2 separate regions of the Homo sapiens genome follow, and region 2 is linked to region 1. The links are chromatin contacts, found by Hi-C or POLR2A ChIA-PET in ENCODE. All regions are on one chromosome and are shown on one strand. Each heading gives the region's core, a stretch centred on a gene start or an enhancer-like site at or near the end of the contact. The rest is flanking DNA. Distances are from core to core; before and after follow the strand shown.

The links. A loop is a pair of places that touch in the nucleus more often than their neighbours do. ChIA-PET counts read pairs that join two places held with the same protein, here RNA polymerase II (POLR2A). Pooled maps may share reads with other maps.
Region 2: a loop to region 1 is called in a map with no recorded cell type, with 2.6 times the contacts of the local background. The contact joins two enhancer-like sites. A Hi-C loop is called at or near these places in 1 of 168 maps with a recorded cell type or tissue (PC-9), 1 of 37 single-sample maps with no recorded cell type and 1 of 50 pooled maps. POLR2A ChIA-PET finds 5 or more read pairs at or near these places in 2 of 52 experiments (both WTC11).

What each region holds. Positions count from the first base shown.
Region 1 is chr3:187,933,040-187,938,161 of GRCh38, forward strand. It overlaps LOC105374265 (a long non-coding RNA gene), which reads right to left and starts at 186. Exons shown (of 2, transcript XR_924814.1): 1 at 106-186. Within about 2 kb of position 2,977, at least 2 of the 41 ENCODE cell types and tissues checked have a DNase peak (open chromatin) inside an H3K27ac peak, as active enhancers do.
Region 2 is chr3:188,948,557-188,953,678 of GRCh38, forward strand. No RefSeq gene overlaps it. Among named protein-coding and RNA genes, the nearest start is that of TPRG1-AS1, 3.5 kb to the left of the region's middle. Within about 2 kb of position 2,480, at least 27 of the 41 ENCODE cell types and tissues checked have a DNase peak (open chromatin) inside an H3K27ac peak, as active enhancers do.

The DNA of each region.
Region 1 (5,122 bases), core at 1,727-4,226:
CATCTTAACATCTCAAATGTCTAACCCAGGGCCTAACACACATAGTAGATGCTCCATAGATGGTTCCCGATTAAGTAAACAAGTGAATGAATTAATGAATGTCACCTTGATAGTCACCTGCTGAGCCGGTGCCAAACCTTGAACTTAGGATTTCTATGCTGGGCTCCCACTGCTCATACTCTCTGCCTCCCCCATTCAGACTCATAGTAAGGTTCGAGAAACAGCCAATAAACATGACAAAAATGCATGCAAATATTCAATACCCATCATGTTTATTCACGATTCACAAGTGTATTCCTAGTCTTCTTCGATAAGACTCTCTCTCTATCATGATGTGACAGAAGCTAAGCAGAGAAACAGAGCTTCCAGCTGAAGAACAGCACTGACAGAGCCAGGAACTGCCTCTTGGAATGCCAGTACTGCCTCAAGCCGAAAATGTTCCCATGTCCTTGCTCTTCAAATAGGAACCAGCATATGACACATATGGGCTCATGATGGATATTTTAACATGTTTCAAATTTTGCCTGATTTTCACTCATTCCATAGAATGTCTAAGCTAGAAAATGCCTTGGAGATCATCAGGCTTAATAATTCTTTCATGGGACAGATAGAAATCCGAGAGTCAGAGGGGGAACGTGAGTGGTTCATGGTCACACAACCTGTCAGTGGCTCAGATTGACCCCAAACCCAGGATTCCTAGATTCCACCTAAGAGATTCTTTGTGTGCCCCATACTGCTGGATTCAGCATTAAGCCAGCAGACCAGTCAAGTGTAAGCTTCTTGAGAGCACAGGCTGTATCAATGGCTTATCTTTCTATCTCAGATTTCTAGCTCAGTGGCTTGCATGTCACAGAAACTCCTTCTCTACCCAGCACTGTGGAGTTCTCAGAGCTTTCATGTTCACCATGAGCCCCACTTTACATATGAGTGAGCCTCATGTTGCTCAAATGGACAAAGGGCTCACGGCTTCAGAAAAATGGTAGCAGAACTTGAACCCTGATCATTGGACAGCTAATTCATGCCCTTTTTCTGTCCTACGTAACCACCCAATAACTTTGATTACCAAGTGAGTAAATGATTACAGGATGAATGGTTGAAAGACTGACAAACATAGAAATCAATCACTCTCTCTTGAAAAACAGATTTTAAAAAACAAATAACTCGGCCGGGCGCGGTGGCTCACACCTGTAATCCCAGCACTTTGGGATGCCGAGGTGGGCGAATCATGAGGTCAGGAGATCGAGACTATCCTGACTAACATGGTGAAACCCCATCTCTACTAAAAAATACAAAAAAGTTAGCTGGGCGTGGTGTTGGGCGCCTGTAGTCCCAGCTACTGGGGAGGCTGAGGCAGGAGAATGGCATGAACCCAGGAGGCGGAGCTTGCAGTGAGCTGAGATTGCGCCACTGCACTCCAGCCTGGGGGACAGAGCGAGACTCCATCTCAAAAAAAATGAATAAATAAAAATAAAATAAATAAATAATTCTAGACCCTCATTCAGTAAAAAGTCTTTACTTGGACCCCCCGGTGGCCTGCTTTGGCTCTCTCACCTTGAATTTCCCTTCATTTGACACCAACATGTGTGTTTAGGGAAAAGGAAAAGCTAACAGCACTTAACCTCTGTGTTCCTTGAGGGGTCAATTTTTCTGATGTTAATCCTGTCCAATTTGGGTGATTTTAAAAAGTACAAAGAAAGACATTTAAGCCATGCAAATTCCTCCTCCCAGAGATTGCCAGTAGTTAACATTTTGGTGAATATCCATCATCTTTTTAAAATCTTTTTTCTAAAGCTTATAAATAAATTTTTAATGGATTTGCACTGAAAAACTGCTTAGTAATTTGTTTTTGTTGCTTAATAATAAATCACAAATATCTAATTAGGTCGCAAGTTGATCAAGTGGGAGAATGAGCATATTTTAACAATGTTTGATCAGTTGAGTAACACACAGGTGATGAGATTCCCAAACATTGCTTTCCATTGACTGTTTTAAGGACCCAGAGAAGCCATATTACCAGTCCTTGCCCGGGCTCTTCCGCTTCTAACATGACCATGGCTGCAACATGGTTAAGGTATCAGTAATTATAATAGCTCGGAATAACAGCTTACATTTTGCTAACCTCTCTTATAACACACACACACACACACACACACACACACACAGAGTAACATGTCAACCATTGTGATCAATAGGCAGAGAAGGAAACCTCACATATCTCATGTTCCTTGCACAACCCTGGAAGAGAAGCAGGTTCATGTCATTATTTTAAAGATGAAAAACTTGAGGATCAGGGAGATCATGTGACAGGCCTGCCTTTTGGGTTTTTGTTTCTTTGTTTGTTTGTTCTTTTAGTAACATCTTTAGAAAGAAAATAAAGAAAAATGAACCAAAGTTCAAAGAGGAGTTCTTATGATTGGAGATTAGAAAAAGATTTTACTCATTCATACTAGAGAGACTAACACATTCTTGGTCTTTCATTCCAGACCACTCTTTATACCTACCACACTGCTTCCTGACTTAAAACACCTTTGAAAGTTTTGGTGATTTTAGCTAATTTAATAGAACATTTTATGATATATACATATAAACATGCTGCGTTCTTTCCTGCCCCACCTCTAGCAGCAATGAGTGCTGACGGTGCATTCTGCGGCCTCCACGGATGGGCTGACTGCCTGTCACGTCTGTGAACAAGGTTTAATTTGATTAACGTGGGCTACCAGTCAGGACGACCTCCCCTGCTCAGCGACGCAAGGGCTGCTGGGTATGGCTGGCTGGAGGGCCAGAGAGCAGTTGTGATTCATTTCTGCCCCAGGCACCCACCTGGCGGGCCTGGTGCAAGTGCCGTGGGATCAGGGGAAAGTGAGAGGCCTGGCAGGCGCCTTGGCTGTGAGCTGAGCTTCGGGAGTAATAGTGAGAAGAGGGATGAGGGCAGCAGCTGCTGAGGTTGATATTTATATAATGACTCTCTGTGTTTTGAGGCAGGAAGTGAAACTGAGGTTGTGCTGAGACACTTTCCTTCCCCCATACCACTGCCCACGGCGGCTCCGGTGGGTGACCCAGGGAGAGCCACAGCAGATGCAGAGCAGGCTCCAGCCCCTTACTGGGGTGTCGGAGCTAAGGCTCTGTAGGGTCCAAGAGGCTCCCCTCCCTCTCCGTATGATTGTCCCTCCTTTCTCTCCACTTAGTTCTGCCTTATGGTGGAGACAGCATTGCTGCACCCCTGCAGCTTTGTAGGATTGCCATAATGGACTGTGGGACAATATCTACAAAACACAAGGCCAATCACGCATCTCTGGAGAATTAGCATTAAAACTCTTTATTACTTTCCTATGACCACTTCCAACACCACCACCACTGGTTTTTGTGGATTGTTTTTCCCTGACTTCTATACCTGCCTCAAGCCAACTTTCTGCCTGGTTTTTCTTCCTTCCTTCCAAGCATTAATACCTTTTGGAACCACCTCAGACCTCACAGTAAATGTCCCCTTCAGTGCTTTCCTTTCCTCTTGCTTAAGCCCAAGTTTAGGAATTCCATTCTTTCCTGTCTAAAACAAAAAGGCATTTTAATATAGATGATGTTCCATCCAGAGAGGCCTTCCTATTCTGCTTCTCACTCTAGTGTTGGGAGATTATTTGAAACATGGAGTGTTCACAGCTGAAAAGGACTTAAAAACTGTCTAGCCTCTGCTTCTCAATGACTGAAGGAGAAGCAAAGACCGTGTTAGAACTGAGGATCCCAAGGCCCTACTTCAGACCTGCTGAATCAGAATCAGCATTTTAACAAGATCTCCAGATGATTCACATGGACATTACACTTTGAGAGGCACTGTCTTATCCCAAGATGCTTATTAACAGGTGGAAGAAATAAAGGCCCAAAGAGGAAAACAAACAAGCACAAGGTCATCAGCAAGAGAATGCCACTAAAATAGAAGTTAGAAGTCTGTTTAGTTCAAGTCCCTTCCCTCTGCATGAGGCCTTAATAAAGACATAGTTCCAATGCCAGCACTGTGAAACAAGCAAAGCAATCTCTCCTCCCTCTTTATTTTTACTCTAAACTTCATCTATGGGTATGTTTTCAATTTATTTTACAAATAGAAAGTCAATACTAATGATTTCACAGCACTGCTTTCGAGCTCTTGTCCGTCTAGGTTGCCATGCTAGTTGCTGAATTCCATAGTCCACTGTACTTGATCAAGTATACTTTCCCCACAGTTTATTTGAAGTGAAGCTTCTGAGTGCTGGCAAGAAAAGAAAGATGTGCTGGGTGTGGTGGCTCATGCCTGTAATCCCAGCACTTTGGGAGGCCGAGGCCGGCCAATCACCTGAGGTTGGAAGTTCGAGACCAGCCTGACCAACATGGAGAAACCTCGTCTCTACTAAATATACAAACTTGGCCGGGCGTGGTGGTACATTCCTGTAACCGCAGCTACTAGAAAGGCTGAAGCAGGAGAATCGCTTGAACCTGGGAGGCAGAGTTTGCAGTGAGCCGAGATCATGCTGTTGCACTCCAGCCTGGGCAACAAGCACAAAACTCCATCTCAAAAAAAAAAAAAAAAAAAAAAAAAAGAAAGAAAGAAAGAAAAAGAAAAGAAAGATATGTTGTCAGCTGTTACAGCTGGCCCTAGTTTTGCCCACCAGAGACCTTGCCAGGAAGAACTATGAATGACAGCACATTTTAGAATCACAAAATGACAAAACTGGAAGGAACCATAGAGATCATTTTATCCAACCCCTTCGAGTCTCAGATGGCAATGATGAGCTACAGAGGGAAATGACTTACTCAAGTTCATCCAAGTTAGATGCAGATTTGGGGCAAGGATTCAAATTGCTGGCCTATCGGGTCAGGGCTCCATGCTGCGTACTGCCACCCCCCTCCACACACACACTAAATGGAATGAACAAACTAAGTAAACAAATCACCTGGACTGATGACATTCACTCCAGAATTCTGGAATAAGTCATGTATAAAACTGTGGAGCCATCGTCCAGAATGCACAGCCTGTCATTACTACTAAACCAGAGGGAGCATCACATTGCCAATAGGATTTCCACCCTAATATGAAGAGCTACCTGGGAATTACAAGCTAGTAAATATCATTGCCATGTCTGGAATTCATAACAAA
Region 2 (5,122 bases), core at 1,230-3,729, 1.0 Mb after region 1:
AGGTTCCAGGTCCTTCACCTACAGTGAAGGGCTCTGCTGTCTCTCCCCTCCTCTGCTTCTCTCCCTCTTTTTCCTCCCCCTCCTCTTTCTTCTTTCTTGTCTTCCTCCTCTCCCTCTTCCACTTCTTTCTGAGAGCAGGCTTTGAGGTAGGTTCATGAATACATGGCCTGGGTCCAGGGGATTTGCATTCAAGCCGCTTGCAGCTCTGTTACTTGCTATGTGACCTTGGGTGAGTCACTCATTTCTCTGCTTTTAAATTCCCTTCTTCTCCATTGTTCACCACAATAACACCTTCCTGACATACATCACAAAACAGTGAGGCCAAATGAGAAAGTCTTTCCCTGACCGCCTTGTCTTTCACCCCTCTGAAAGCCCTGAGGTCCAAAGTGCCTCTGGCCTTGTGTGTACTCCTGGAAAATAGGAATACAAGTGGTCTCACCAGAAAGATTCAAACGTTTGAATGTTTTCAAGGGGATAGCCCCTAAAATCCACCCTCTTCAAGTTTTCTAGCCCTGTGAGGTTGCCAAACAGACACTTCCCCCTAATGCTCCAACCCACTTCTCCAGTGGCTAGAGAGAGAAAGTGACCGGTACAGAAACCAGAAGAGGTTGTGCAGTTCCTCAAATGAGACTCCCTTCCTTGTTGGAGGGAAGACAGTCAGCCTGGTAAGACTAGCAGCAGCCCACGAGATGTGGGTCTGAGCAGTCTCAACAAAAGTCCAGGATGAGGAGAATGGAGATTTGTGCAGCCATGCTGATAAGAGGAGGAAAGCTCGCTCCTGGTGCTCTCTAGGAAATTAGAACCAAGCCCAGCCTGGCATCAGCACCCTTCCTGCCTCATCTCTCGTTGGTCTTACCACTCCTTCCATGGCAGCCACATCAGATGGGTTCTGGCTGGTCGCGGTGCTCCATGGACGCCTCCTGCTTTCCTGCCACTTGGGCCTTGGCTGAGATGTCTTAAAAAATTTTTTAAACTCATCAGAATTTGATGGCCTCTATTTGGCCTATCTCTGCCACACATTCAAATCTTTCACATCCCTCAAAACCCAGCTTCAATGCCATCTCCTCTATTTAGATGTCACTTCTTTCTCTTTCAGTCTCAGTACACCCAGCCAGCCTTGGGTTATGCCATTTTTGTGCTTGCTAGATCCCTCTTATGCCATAGAGATTTCTCTGTGGATACAAACTCTGCTGTTGATCTCAATACTGATGGCTAAGGTATATCATAATACATCATAAATACATCCTGGTTTGCCATCTCAGTTTATGACTTTGTCTTGGTATAATATAAAATGTACCTTATGGCTAAGGTACATCATAAGGTACATCATAATACATCCTGATTTGCCATCTCAGTTTATGACTCTGTCTTGGTATAATTAGTTATTAATAGGTCCCTCCTTCACCTTGAAGTTTTTGGGTTTGGATGATAAATTATACAGTCACCTTACTGAGGGTCTCTATCCAAGTACATGGTACATTAGCAGGGGCTCAGTAAATGTGGCAAAGTACCTTAAAGGGCATTTAAAGGATCTTTTATACCCAGGTCACTGGGGCTCTCAGCCCTACCCTTTTCACTCCTTTTCTGGAGGCAGGCTACCATTTGTTCCTCTTCTCTCAAGGACTGCAGAATGACCTATGACCACTTTCTTTTTGACAAGCCTTTCCAGGATTTCAAAATGCTCTGACCCAACAAGAGAAATCACTTACCACAATCCTACCCCTTCTTCTCAGCCCCTAAACAGTAGAACAGCCACTGGATATTGGAAATAGGTATCAGACACTAGAGAAGGTCAGAACACAGCTGGTGCGATATATCATTTCCAGCCTCAACTGGACTTTTGGCCTTGCCCAATTTCTTTTTTTGTTTGTTTGTTTGTTTGTTTTTGTTTTTGAGATAGAGTCTTGCTCTGTCACCCAGGCTGGAGTGCAGTGGCATGACCTCGGCTCACTGCAACCTCTGCCTCCTGGGTTCAAGTGATTCCCCTGCCTCAGCCTCCCGAGTAGCTGGTACAGGTGCCCACCACCATGCTTGGCTAATTTTTGTATTTTTAGTAGAGATGGGGTTTCACCATGTTGGCCAGGCTGGTCTCGAACTCCTGACCTCAGGTGATCTGCCTGCCTCAACCTCCCAAAGTGCTGGGATTATAGGCATGAGCCACTGCGCCCAGCCAGACTTGCCCAATTTCTTTGACAGTCCAAGTTTTCAGAATTGCCTCTATTTACACAGTTGCCTTAGGAGAGGATCACAACTTGGAAAGCTTGAAGCTTCTTTATTATAAACTATGTAGTTAACATTCTAGGTTCTGTTCAGAGGTCAGAAAAGATAAGGTCTCTTGTGCTTTTTCATCATAATAAAAAACTTACTCAAAAGTCAGCCTGTTGGGGTGAGTGTTTGTTGACTTTTTAAACAAGATATCAAGCATTTGGAAGTAACAGAGGCAATACGCCCAGCCGTGTGAATGGAGCTCTAGCTTCAGCATCAGGAAGCCTGGGTCGACGTCTCCTCCTCTGACTCATTGCTTGCTGAAACATGAATCATATGCCCTTTCTCAGCACTGGGTCTCACTTCCTTCATCTCCCCTATAAAATGGGCGTATTTGCCATTCCTACCACACAGGAGGGGGCTGAGGCTTTCAGAGTCCTTGCTAATTACACACAAAAATATTATTAAAAGTAAAAATAAGCCATAGTGTGATTTTGACGCTCTGAAGAGGCACACGTGGAGGGTATGCGAAGCCATTTTATGACCTTGCTTCGTTTCTGGACATCCCAGTTCACTGAGAACAGGCTCTCAGAACGTGGGAATGGGCAGGAGAATCCATGTTGAGATGGAGATGCGAATGAGTCTGGTCTGTTTACGTGGGAGCAGGAGACCTTTGAGGAGATCACTCGCCAGCAATCAAGAAGAAGAACATGGAGACTGGGATGGAAACCCAAATAAGGCTATTCTGTGGAGGGCTCTGATGCCAAGGCTGGGGTGTTTGGACTCCCTTGAGGGTTATGGGAGATCAGTGGAGGTGACTGAGCAGGAGCATGGCACGACCCACAGTGTGTTTCAGTGAGACACTGTTTCATGGAGGGGCAGAAATGGGAGCTGGGGTCTGTCACCTTGTAAGCAAATGGCAGCTCCCCTCTGTCTGAGCTTCAGTTTCTCATCTGTTAAATAGATGGGTTAAACAGCAAATTGGTCTAATATGCTGTGATTCTATACTAAAGAACATGAGGAAACAGCTTGTCATATTGACGTGTGTGTGTGGAGGGTGTGTGTGTGTTTGGGTCAGGGGAAGAGGTGGGAATGCGGTAACTGCTTTGTTAGACACAAAGCCAAGTCCAGAGACCTTGTTCTTTAGGGAGGAAGCCTGAGCAGCCTCACGATCTCTAGCAGGTCTGAAGAACTTTCTGGGTATCTTTCTTTAGGCCACAGCACAGCACATCTGCACTTTAGGGCCTGGCCAGCGACCTCTGTCTAGACGTGTCTGCTGTCTACTTCCTAGTTCAGCTGAGAGAGCTAATATTTGAAAAGACTGGCCAGGCGCAGTGGCTCACGGCTGTAATCCCAGCACTTTGGGAGGCCGAGGCTGGCGGATCACCTGAAGTCAGTAGTTTGAGATCAGCCTGGCCAACATGGCGAAACCCTGAATCTACTAAAAATACAAAAATGAGCTGGGCGTAGTGGCAGGCACCTGTAATCCCAGCTACTTGGGAGGCTGAGGCAGGAGAGTTGCTTGAACTCGGGAGGCGGAGGTTGCAGTGAGCCGAGATCATGCCCTTGCACTCCAGCCTGGGTGACAAGAGCGAAACTCTGTCTCAAAAACAAAACAAGACAAAACAAAACGAAAGACTGCATAGGGGTTCTTGCAAACTAGCTATTTCTCAAGATATTTCAAATCTGTCTGTATCTTCCTATTAAATTTTCAGGAAGTTTTATATCAATGAGGACTACATGGCTTGGAGGCCCCAGAACTCTATCTTCAAAGTACAACTTGATAGTACACCTCCGACACTTACCAAGGTTTGCTGTAACATTGGTACATAGAAGAGCCTTTATTATAATGGTGTTATAAAGATAGCATCTGTTAAGTTGCTTTATATAAAGTTTCAGATGGAAAATTCATCAGTGAACTTATATAGTAAAAAAAAAATCATTAAAAATTTGGGTGGATCTACTTAGGTTTAAGTATAACTGCATTTGTGCTCCTGTTTTATAGTTGGGTTTAAAAATACTTGTGATTTTTATTATAAGCTTCCTCATATATCTTTTCAAGTAGGTTTATGTAAATAAGTAAGTAAGTAAATAAATAAATAAAGGTTCACTTGGACCCAAGTTAGTGCACGAAATGAAGAAATAAATCCACTTACGAATGGTGAACTGACTGAAGCCCTCCTAAGATGTTAGTTCAGGCAAAAGATCCAAATTTCAGAGCATCACAAGAGACAGCAGATTCCACTGAAACTATTACCTTACTGCTCCTATATATGAGGTGAAGTTTTGTGTGAGAAGGATCAAAGAGATTGTGATCATCTCTAAGCAGTGCAAAAATCTAGTGATGAGCAGGAGGAGAAAATCTAAATAGTTCTGGTAGAGATATAGGGATTAGTAAGTGAGGAGGTTATATGCTGGAGGTTACATTTAGCCTATAAAAACACCATAATCCAGGTTTATTCTACCAATTACTGTGTGGCCTTGAGATCTACATTTTAGCATTTACTAAATGATAGGGAAGAGCAGTTGAGCTCTTAAGCTTCTTCTAGTGCTCGCTTTCTATTTGCCCCAAAGTCAGTCTACACTGAGTGACTGATCAAACTCCACTTCCACCTTGGATTCCATAAACCAGCTAAGAAATAGATACTCTCTTCCTCACCCTTAGCCCCACACCACACCCCCACTGCTCATGACTGGAGGGCATATGTCGATTGGAGGGAAGGATGCGACTGGAAGTCTCTGAGAAGAGCTCTTCTCTTCCCTCAGGGACATGTCTATTCACTGAAGAATGACATAATAAATGGTCAGCTACCTTTAACCTGCCTTCCATGGATTCCCTGAGGAAAAATTAAATTACTGTTCTAATATGCTACAAACGCACAGACTCAAAATGTAAAATATGAAATGAATCTGACAG